Regions from separate parts of the Homo sapiens genome. Here region 1 is linked to region 2. A link is a contact called in ENCODE Hi-C data. All regions are on one chromosome and are shown on one strand. The core of a region is the stretch at or near the end of the contact, and the rest is flanking DNA. Distances in the headings are between cores, read along the strand shown. Region 1 holds the start of SH3BGRL (SH3 domain binding glutamate rich protein like). Region 2 holds the start of ABCB7 (ATP binding cassette subfamily B member 7).

Region 1 (4,769 bases), core at 394-2,893, 6.0 Mb after region 2:
CAAATGTCCCAGTGATAGACTGGATTAAGAAAATGTGGCACATGTACACCATGGAATACTATGCAGCCATAGAAAAGGATGAGTTCATGTCCTTTGCAGGGACATGGATGAAGCTGGAAACCATCATTCTAAGCAAACTATCACAAGGACAGAAAACCAAACACCACATGTTCTCACTCATATGTGGGAGTTGAACAATGAGAACACATGGACACAGGACAGGGAACATCACACCCCGGGGCCAGTCGGGGGGTGGGGGGCTGGAGGAGTGATAGCATTAGGTGAAATACCTAATGTAAACAACGAGTTGATGGGTGCAGCAAACCAACATGGCACATGTATACCTATGTAACAAACCTGCACGTTGTGCACATGTACCCTAGAATTTAAAGTATAATTAAAAAAAAATAAGAAGGTGGCCTCTGGAGTTCCTAACTCTGGAATGTACTAACCATATGATTTTAGGAAAACTATTTTTCTGAGTTTCAGTTTCTTCATCTGTAAAATTAATGTAATAGTACCCACCTCTTGAGGTTGTTTTAAGGACAACATGTAAAGAGATTAATTTGGAATTAGTATTTAAGACAGATTGGAGAAGGGAAAACCTGTGGGTAGGGAACAGTTAACAAAGCTATTGTAAGCACTGAGCCTAGGCAAAGACAGTAAACCACTAGACTGGAGACAGTGGAAAAACAGCAAAGGAAAAGAAGTAGGACAAGCGACTGACTCCTCTCCACTCTCATTCATCTTGCAAATTCCTTTTTTTCTGTTCATTTAACATAATCTGGGAACCTAAAACTACACTTTGAAGTATATGGTCTGTCTCTGGACATTATTAACTGTTTGCTCATTTCCTTAGAGCTACAAATAACCATCTGATCTCTCTCTTCACCATTTCAACATCTGCAATATGTTCTCCCAAATCCCTTACTTCAGTCAGTTAAAAAGCAAAACAAAACAAAAATCATCCATCTTTTTACACAATATTTTCAATCTTTTCTTTGTAATTTATTCCTTCATTCTTAAACTTGCCAATCAGGCCTCCTGCAAATTCCCACGGAAGCAGGGTTCCCTAATTTAACAAAACACAAAATTCAAAAAGAAAACCAATCCTGCCATTTCTGGGCTTAAGGAAACCTGAAACTTTCCTTCAAAACTCTGCAGCATTGCTCAGTACTTTAGTGCCTAATTCCTACAACGAGCTAAGATCAGAAAAATCACTACGTAATAGGAATCTTAAAATGCGCAAGGCTTTGAGAACATGGGTTTTCAACATACAGCTTGCTCTTTCAGGATCTGTCTTCTTATTTGCATATATTTCTGAGCAGGAAGTTATGCGCAGTACTTTTAGTCTCCGCGTGAAAAGGTCCTTCATGCTAATCTAATTCAATTCAGTTCTCCTTTTTCTTTCTTCTTCTCCTCGCCCTCTTCTCAGGGAAGGAATCGTCAAAAATCAATGTTTCAACAGATCTCGCGGTGCTATTCGAGATTCCCTATTAAAAAAAAATAGAATTGATGCAAACAGCCTGTTCCTTCCGGGGTTTTGGGCTGGAACTGCAGCGCTTAGAGAGCTCGGTGGAAGCTGCTAAAGGCGGAGGCGGGGCTCTGGCGAGTTCTCCTTCCACCTTCCCCCACCCTTCTCTGCCAACCGCTGTTTCAGCCCCTAGCTGGATTCCAGCCATTGCTGCAGCTGCTCCACAGCCCTTTTCAGGACCCAAACAACCGCAGCCGCTGTTCCCAGGATGGTGATCCGTGTATATATTGCATCTTCCTCTGGCTCTACAGCGGTAAGGAGAGTGGGGAGTCCACCTTTGTTGTTTTCCTACACACCAGTCCTCTGCTGCCCCAGAACCATTAAAATGCAGAAGTTCCTCTGGCAGCTTCTCCTTTGGAAGACTCATGCATCCCCGATCCCACCCTTCTTCTTCCCTTTTTTCCCTTTGTTGCATCGATTTCATTTTTTTTTTTTTCCACATAGAGTTCAGCTTTGTTTGCTTCGTGACGTTGGGGGGCACATTTCTGCTTTGAAGGAAAACGAAAGCTACCAAGTTTTGGGAGATGGGAGATGGTGCTATACGGTCTTTAGGGTTACGTGAAGTCAAGTAAAATCGCACACTGGTGAGTTTCAAGAGTGAGACATTTGATGAATACGCCCTAAGTACTGAGACAAGGAGGAGTGCACTTCTGTAAAGGATGGGGGTACACATGCTGTAACTGGTGGGGATTGAGTGGAGGCCTACCGAGGCATTGTAATTATTCTGGGTGAGTGAGACCCTGGTAATAGAGTTATTTTGAGAGTGTGTAGAAGAAAGTGGTTAACTTGAGCTTGAAGGCCTGTTAGAACTAGACAAATTGGGAGGGGAAGTTGGTAACAATGACGTAAATTTTTTTTTAACTTAATATGACACGAGATTCAGTTTTCCCCCCATATTGTCCCTTATTTTGACTGTTTCTATTCTTTCAAAATATTTTACTTTTAAATTTCTCTCACTGCTTCAAGTATATTGAGAACTGGATAGGGAGCTCAGTGGCTTCTTGTGTAGTGGCAGCCTGAGTTGCTGCTGCTTCAAATGATAGGACTTTCTCTTTCATGGATTCACTTACTCTTAATTTAGAATAACAAATTTTCAGCAGCTGTCGGGAGAATATGATAAACTGGGGTGCAAGATGAGTGTATATCCATGATAAATGAAAGTGCTTCTGCTTTTTACAACTCAAGAGAAAGGCAGACAGTGGCAAGAACAGATGTGTGGGTTCAGATTGTAGGGTATAGGAACCCCTTCCCTCTTCTTGAGCTTTAGAGCAGCAGCTAATCCAGGTTGTTGTGTGTTTTTATTTTTTGGCTTGTTTATTTACACCTGAGAGGATGTGGAATGGAAGTGGAGGTTATGTTAAATCACAAGAACCTTGATATTTGAACTTTGTCTTCTCTGGCCACCATGTGTGGATATGTTTATGCAATTTTGGAATATCAGAAAATTTAATCTTACATTTTTTGAATAAGTTTAGGTTAAAAAAAAGAACACCTTTTATATTTCCTTTGGACCTAATTTTATGAGCCTCTTGCTTTATTATTTTCCATACATGTTGTCTAATATTTCAAAGTAAAATTTGAGTTGCTCAGAGTCTCAACTCAATCCAATAATTGTAAAGTCCAACTTAATGCCTTTAGTTAAACCCCTAATGAGACTGAACAGATCAGGCAGTTAGTTTTGCTTTGGGAGTCATACAGTTTCAATACTGTTATTTATTCTTTGCTTTCTCCTTCCTCTACCCCTTCTTTAAAAGTAGATTCAACAAGAAACTGCTTTCAGAATTTCTATTCAAGTAAGAATAACTGCACCTCTCTTTGTTAAGTCTTAAGTTTCCAAGAGCCTTAGAAATGGCTGCTGTCTTCTATTATTTCCTTTATTGGACTCCTTTTTTTTTTTATTTAGATTTCAACTTTTATTTTAGATTCAGAGGGTACATGTGCAGATTTGATGCATGGGTATACTGTGCAAGGTTTGGGGTACCATTGAACCTCTCACCCTGGTAGTGGGCGTAGTACCCAATAGGTAATTTTACAACCTTTGCCTTCCTCCCTCCCTCCTCTGTAGTCTTCAGTGTCTATTCTTCCCATCTTTGTTGGACTTTATTGTTGAAGACCATGCAAATGGCAGATGTTTATGGTATTTGTATTTTATTTCAATTTTTTGTCATGAGTAGTTAGAAATTTATTAGAAATTTATCTACTGTAGTAATTATAGTTCAATGAACCTGTTATCAAAATTCTACTTCATAATGCCAAAATAAATCCTTGCTTTATTATACTATTACAACACTTTTAAATAATACCAAAACAGTGTAAAGTGAGTACTTCTTTGTAACATGAATGGAGTGGTGATTATTTACTTCAGAAAGGCACTTTTCAGTTTGCTGTACTAAAGTTTTCCTTTAAGATTGATGCCCTGTTTGTTTTAATACATAAGTTAGAAAGTTTTGAGCAAATATCCTGATGGAGTCCTACAATTGCACATAGTGAGATACTTCAATAAGTGACTAAGTTTAGTTGTCTGAAGAACAGTTAAAAGCTTCTTTGCTTTGGATTGGTGGTAGCTGACTGTTTCTTAATCTTCCTACTGGTTGTCATTAAAAAAAAAAACAACAGATGTTATACTGGTTATACTGGGCAGAGTGGGGGATCTGGATCTGTGATAATTGGCAAGACAATGTTAACTTATTATGGTGGCGGGCGCCTGCAGTCCCAGCCACTCGGGAGGCTGAGGCAGGAGAATGGCGTGAACCCAAGAGGCGGAGCTTGCGGTGAGCAGAGATCGCACCACTGCAATCCAGCCTGGGCAACAGAGCGAGACTTTCTCTCAAAAACAAAACAAAACAAAAAAAGTGGCCTAATAGTGAAGAGTAGCACTTGCTTCTTGAAAGTTTAGAAATGAAAACAAGTATGTTGGTCTTTGCAATGGATTTCATTTTTTATTTTTATTGATATATCATAATTGTGCATATTTATGGGGGACATATGATCTTTTGATACATGCACACAATGTGTGATGATCAAATTAGGGTAATTAGGATATCCGTTACCGCAAACATTTATCATTTATTTGTGGTGGGAACATTCCAAACATTCTAGCTGTTTTTTCTAGCTATACAGTAAATTATATTGGTAACTATAGCCACCCTATTGTGCAATTGAACAGTGGATCTTATTCCTTCTATCTAACTGTATTTGTGTACTCATTAACCAACCTCTCTTAATCCTTCTTTCC
Region 2 (5,242 bases), core at 128-2,627:
TTATAAATGTCATTCCATCAGCCTTCCACATGCTTAGTGTCATTCCCTATTCTCCCTGTTCAGAACATTCTCCCCAGTTCTATCACCAGCATGAAATACTCTTTATAACCTGGTCCTTAATTATCACTATTTCCTCTGGATGCCTATAGCCTTTATTGTACATACTATTCATTTGCTAATTAACCCACCACTGTGTTTTTCAGTTATTTTTGTAATGCATAGATCCAATCTCCTTAACTAAACTGTACAATCCTTGAAGGCATAACTGTATGTCTCTCTTAGTACCCTATCATCTAGCACAGGGCTATGTACAAGGTAGACGTTAAATATTTGTAGATGAAGAATCAAAATTTAAGAGGTTGTTTCTCATACAAAACTGACAATATTTTAAAGTGATAGTGATAAATACGTGGTGGCAATTAAACCTCTTGTCAATACACAGAAAATAAAAAGATATACTTTAGTACAGTTAAGTACAAATAATTTTTTAAAAAACCGTTCCTGAGTGAGAGGTAATAATGGACTCAAATTTTAGGAGGCACTACAACCATAGCTACATTCATAAGTTAAGGATAAGTAGCCTATGGCTTCCAAAATGACCTGTGCACAGAGAACATCACTGTATTTTTCAGATCTAGGACAGTCATATTTATACAAGAATTTAGGGCGGTCTATGTTTTGGAAAGATAGTTACGGTTTTGGCCTATCAAGAAGCACGCCTGTCAGCAAGGGAGTTAACTGGCGCCACCTGTTTATAGATAGCTTGCTGTCATTACAGTGCTCTCCGAATTGCTAATTCCAACTGAGTAAAATCTGAACCACAGATAAACTGTCCCAAATTCCATTACTAATTGGGGAAAATAATCCAGTCTTCCTCGTCTTTAGAAAGGCAAGCAGGCTGGGAATGGTGTCTACCCCAACTCTTAATATGAGAGAAAAACTATGACTCCGAGAGCCTCCAGCGCTCCAGGTGTCCTCTGCCCAGAACCTCCTGCCCCGTTTCCCTTTGCTGAACTCAAAGGTTTTCTTCTTCGCCCTTTCCTCAAATTACTGACGTTAATTTCCTTCACTTACTGCTGCTCCCAGTTAGCCATGACTTTCTTCTTGGTGCTCTCTCTGCCCCGAGGTCAGGAGGGCAACCTTTTCCCTACAGGTCCCCTTGCCCTTCACCCTATTCTTCCATGTCAGTGGCATCTCACCTGGTAGGCTCGAGCGGTTCCCAAGGCGCCGAGTTGATGTGGCCTCCACTGCGGACCTGAGCCGCTAACAGAGACTAAAGGCCGGATCAGAATCGCGGAGTGCCGGCGCTTTTCGAAAGCAGCCGCCGCGGCCGCCCAGCGCCAAGAATGCATCGCGAGCAGCGCCATCTTGAGCGAGGAAAGAGGAACCGAGAGAAGAGGATTATGGGACACTGGCGGACTGAATTCGGCTACCTTAATTGTCTCTCCTCTTCTTGTTTTCCCAGGGCCCCAGACCGGAAATGGATTCTGTTTGAAGATTCGGATGCATTCGCACAGCCTCTTTTATTTGTTTTTCCTTAGGGCCGAGCTTTGATTGTTTTCCTTACACAACCGGGAATATTGGAGTAACACTGTATTTTTCTCTTTTCCTGGAGTTGCCAGATGAAATACAGGATGCCTACCTAGTTAAGTTTCAATTTTACATAAACAACGAATCATCTCTTCGTGCGTGTGTCCCAAATATTGTATCTGCTAAATCTGTCAACCCCATCTTGTCTCTCATAATACTCTCTTACCTCCTCCAACTCAATGTCACGCTCCCCTCTCTCCATTTTCCCTATGCATATTCTTATCTTCACTCCCTTCTGAATTAAGGAAAGATTAAACTACAGACGTTAATTTCCCCTGGGAGGAGGCTTCAGCTGTAAGATTTACTGCTTTTCTGTCCTGTAAGGACTTTAACTTTGCTGATTGTTCTCTGTTGCGCAAACCTTGGGGCAGTTTTCCTTTGGTCTGTTGCTCGTGGGACAGTCTCACACACACACACACACACACACACACAGAGAGACTACAGACATCTTTACTAATTTTGTCACTCTTTCTAGCTCTTCGCTTTGGTTTTTGCAGCGTCCCTAATTCTTGAAAAATCGCTTAGGTTGGCTGAAGGGTGGTAAAGTGAAATGTATGGAGAGAAGACCATGTTTAAAGACAGGCTTATATTCTTTTGTCACCACTATTATCAAACAAAATGTCAAAATATGTTTACAGTTATCTAGGAAACTGCATTTCCAGTTGTAAATGTTACCTGAAACCCCGGAGACAATAATGCAGTTGCAATTTTATATTCACTGCTGCATTCTCCAACTTTTCACACAAAAGAGACAAATAATTATGGACTTCTTATGAAGAGGTACTTTGGACTAGTAAGTCTGATAAAGAAAAACAGAAATCTGTAGCCCATGCAGTTAGCTTTTTTGTTCTGGGATTCATTCAAGGGGATGCTTGAGCTAGTTATTTAAAGAAAAATAGAATTCAAGTTGAAGAGGTTGACTGGAATTACACGTAAAGAAGATGACATGTTAAAAGCAAGAAGGCATAAGAAAATATTTTCAGGTTCAGGAGTCTATGGAGTTTGGGAAAGTAGTAGGAGGTTAACCTGAGTGAACAGAGACCTGATGGTAAAGGGCCTTCTATTTCATTCTAAGAAGTTAATACTTTATCCTATAACCAGTGAAGAGTTTTAATCAGGAGAGTAACATGATCAGATTTATATGTCCATTAAGCTACTCTGGCTTAAGTGAGAAGGTTGGATTGGACGGAGTTCATATTGAAGTCATGAAGTTAATGCAATAGTTCAGTCATAAAATAAAGGCCTCAACCTAGCAGTAGCAGTGGCAGTAGATCGATTGCAGGGCAATTAGGAGATGGAATTGGCAAGACTTAGTGACTAATTGGATGTTTCTAGCTTATTATTGTATTGTTGACAGTAGATCAGTAATGGCTTCATATTAATGACTATATTGTCATCAACAAATATTTATTCAGCATCTATTCTGTGTTAGACAGCTACAGTATACATTAGAGAAACTCTAGACTCTACTAATGATTTCTCTTAGGGCTGAATATTGCCACTGAATCTTACCACCCAGTTGTAAAGTCTTTGAATGGAGCCAAATTATTTTTTTCCAAAAGTAGTGCTCATTGTAAGCCAACTGTTTTGATCAAAAAGTGTGAATAACATTGAAATACCCAAGTTGTTACTCTATGATGAGCTAAAGTGAGGCAAATATTTATTTGCCAAATAAGCCGAAGAAAATTTCCAGGGCACCCAGAAATAGAACGTGAGGCATAATAAGAGTTGCACACTGCTGGGGAAGAGCAGCAACAAAAAGGCCAACTCAGCCTGTAATAACTTGACACATAACTGTCTGACATAAATTAAAGAGACAGAGGTATACACAATAAAAGCTGCTATAAATAGCTGCTACAACCACAGATCACATGATAGCACTTTATGTATGCAATAATTAAATGTGTATAGTATTTTGTAACTTACAATCCGCTTTGTCATACCTTATTTCATTTAGTCCTCACATCGACCATGGAAGATAGGTATTATTTATTAATATGCCCATATTTATGAGGAAACTGAGGCTAAGAAAAGTTGTGACTAGGTCAGAGGCCACAGAGCTAATGGGATGGAGACCAAACCTAGGTTTTATGACTCCAAACATAGTGCTCTTTTCACTTAATAACACCTGAAATGTGGAAGAAACACTTGAGCAATTTAAGAAGGCCACAGTGGTCTTCTGTTTCTAAAAAATACCAGAACTTATTCTCACCTCAGGACCTTTCCACTTGCTTTCCCCTCTACCAGGAATATCTTTCCTGTAGATTTTTAAATGACTTTTTCTTATCTTTCAGGTCTCAAAACAAATGTCACCTGCTTAGAGAAGCTTTCCAAGAGAACCTTATCTGAAGAGGCCACCCCCTGTCCCCACCACTCTGTATCACCATTGCCTTGTGTTATTTCCCTTAAAATCTTGCTATTCCAATGTGATCCATGGACCACTAGCATTGGCATTACTTGAGAGGTTGTTAGAACTGCAGAATCTTTTTTAGCTATTTTGAACTATACAGTAAGTTGTTGTTAACTATAGTCACCTGCCCTACTGTACTATAGAACACTAGATATTACTCCTTCTAACTACATTTTTGTACCCATTGACCAACCTCTTTTCATTGTCCCCTCCCTTCTGCTCTTCTTACCTTCTGATAACCACTATTCTACCCTCTACCTTCATGAGATATACTTTTTTAGCTCCCACATATGAGTGAGAACATGTGGTATTTGTCTTTTTGTACCTGGCTTATTTCACTTAGCATGATGACCTTCAGTTCCATCAATGTTGCTGCAAATGACAGGATTTCATTGTTTTATGGCTGAACAATATTTTATTGTGTATGTACACCACATTTGGAAGAAAGAGAATGTTCCCAACATAAAGAAAAGCTAAATGTTTCTTTATTTGATTATTACCTTGTTGTATATATTGTTTATGATATCATATGCATCATGTATCAAAATATCACATGTACTTCAACAATATGTACAGCTATTACATAGCAATAAAAAAAGAAATGCAGAATCTCAAGCCCGATGCCAGACTTAAATATTCAAAATCCGAATTTTAATTAGAATGCCTCAGGTTGTTCATATGCACATTCAAGTCTGAGAGGCACTTTTAGAGCACGTATCACTTTCTGAAACTAACTTATTTTCCATGTACTTTTAACATTTGGAAATATTGAATCATAACTGAAAATTACAAAGAAAAACGTAATCACCATGTACCTACAACCCAGCTTAGTCATAGCTTAAGATTTTATGATACTTGCCTTAAATTTTTTTTTTTTTTTTTTTTTTTTGAGATGGAGTCTCACTCAGTTGCTCAGGCTGGAGTGCAGTGGCACAATCTCAGCTCACTGCAACTTTCGCCTCCCGGGTTCAAGCGATTCTCCTGCCTCAGCCTCCTGAGTAGCTGGGACTACAGGTGCATGCCACCACGCCCGGCTAATTTTTTGTATTTTTAGTAGAGACGGGGTTTCACCGAGGATTGTCTTGATCTCCTGACCTCGTGATCCACCTGCCTCGGCCTCCCAAAGTGCTGGGATTACAGGCGTGAACCTCTATGCCCAGCCTGCCTTAGATCTTAAAAATAATGACTTAGTTGAAGATCCCGGCATTGCCCTTCTCTAATCCTAGTCTCTTTATCCTTGTG

The links. A loop is a pair of places that touch in the nucleus more often than their neighbours do. Pooled maps may share reads with other maps.
Region 1: a pooled map shows a loop between it and region 2 (6-fold over the local background). The contact joins the promoter of SH3BGRL here to the promoter of ABCB7 in region 2. A Hi-C loop is called at or near these places in 4 of 50 pooled maps.

Annotation. Positions count from the first base shown.
Region 1 is chrX:81,200,459-81,205,227 of GRCh38, forward strand. It overlaps SH3BGRL (SH3 domain binding glutamate rich protein like), which reads left to right and starts at 1,644. Exons shown (of 4, transcript NM_003022.3): 1 at 1,644-1,787. The coding sequence starts at 1,743. It overlaps HMGN5 (high mobility group nucleosome binding domain 5), which reads right to left and starts at 1,455. Exons shown (of 7, transcript NM_030763.3): 1 at 1,279-1,455. RefSeq lists enhancers at 1,300-1,549, 1,670-1,839.
Region 2 is chrX:75,154,906-75,160,147 of GRCh38, forward strand. ABCB7 (ATP binding cassette subfamily B member 7) reads right to left here and starts at 1,378. Exons shown (of 16, transcript NM_001271696.3): 1 at 1,200-1,378. The coding sequence starts at 1,367. It also overlaps a transcript of UPRT not described here. RefSeq lists an enhancer at 1,059-1,488.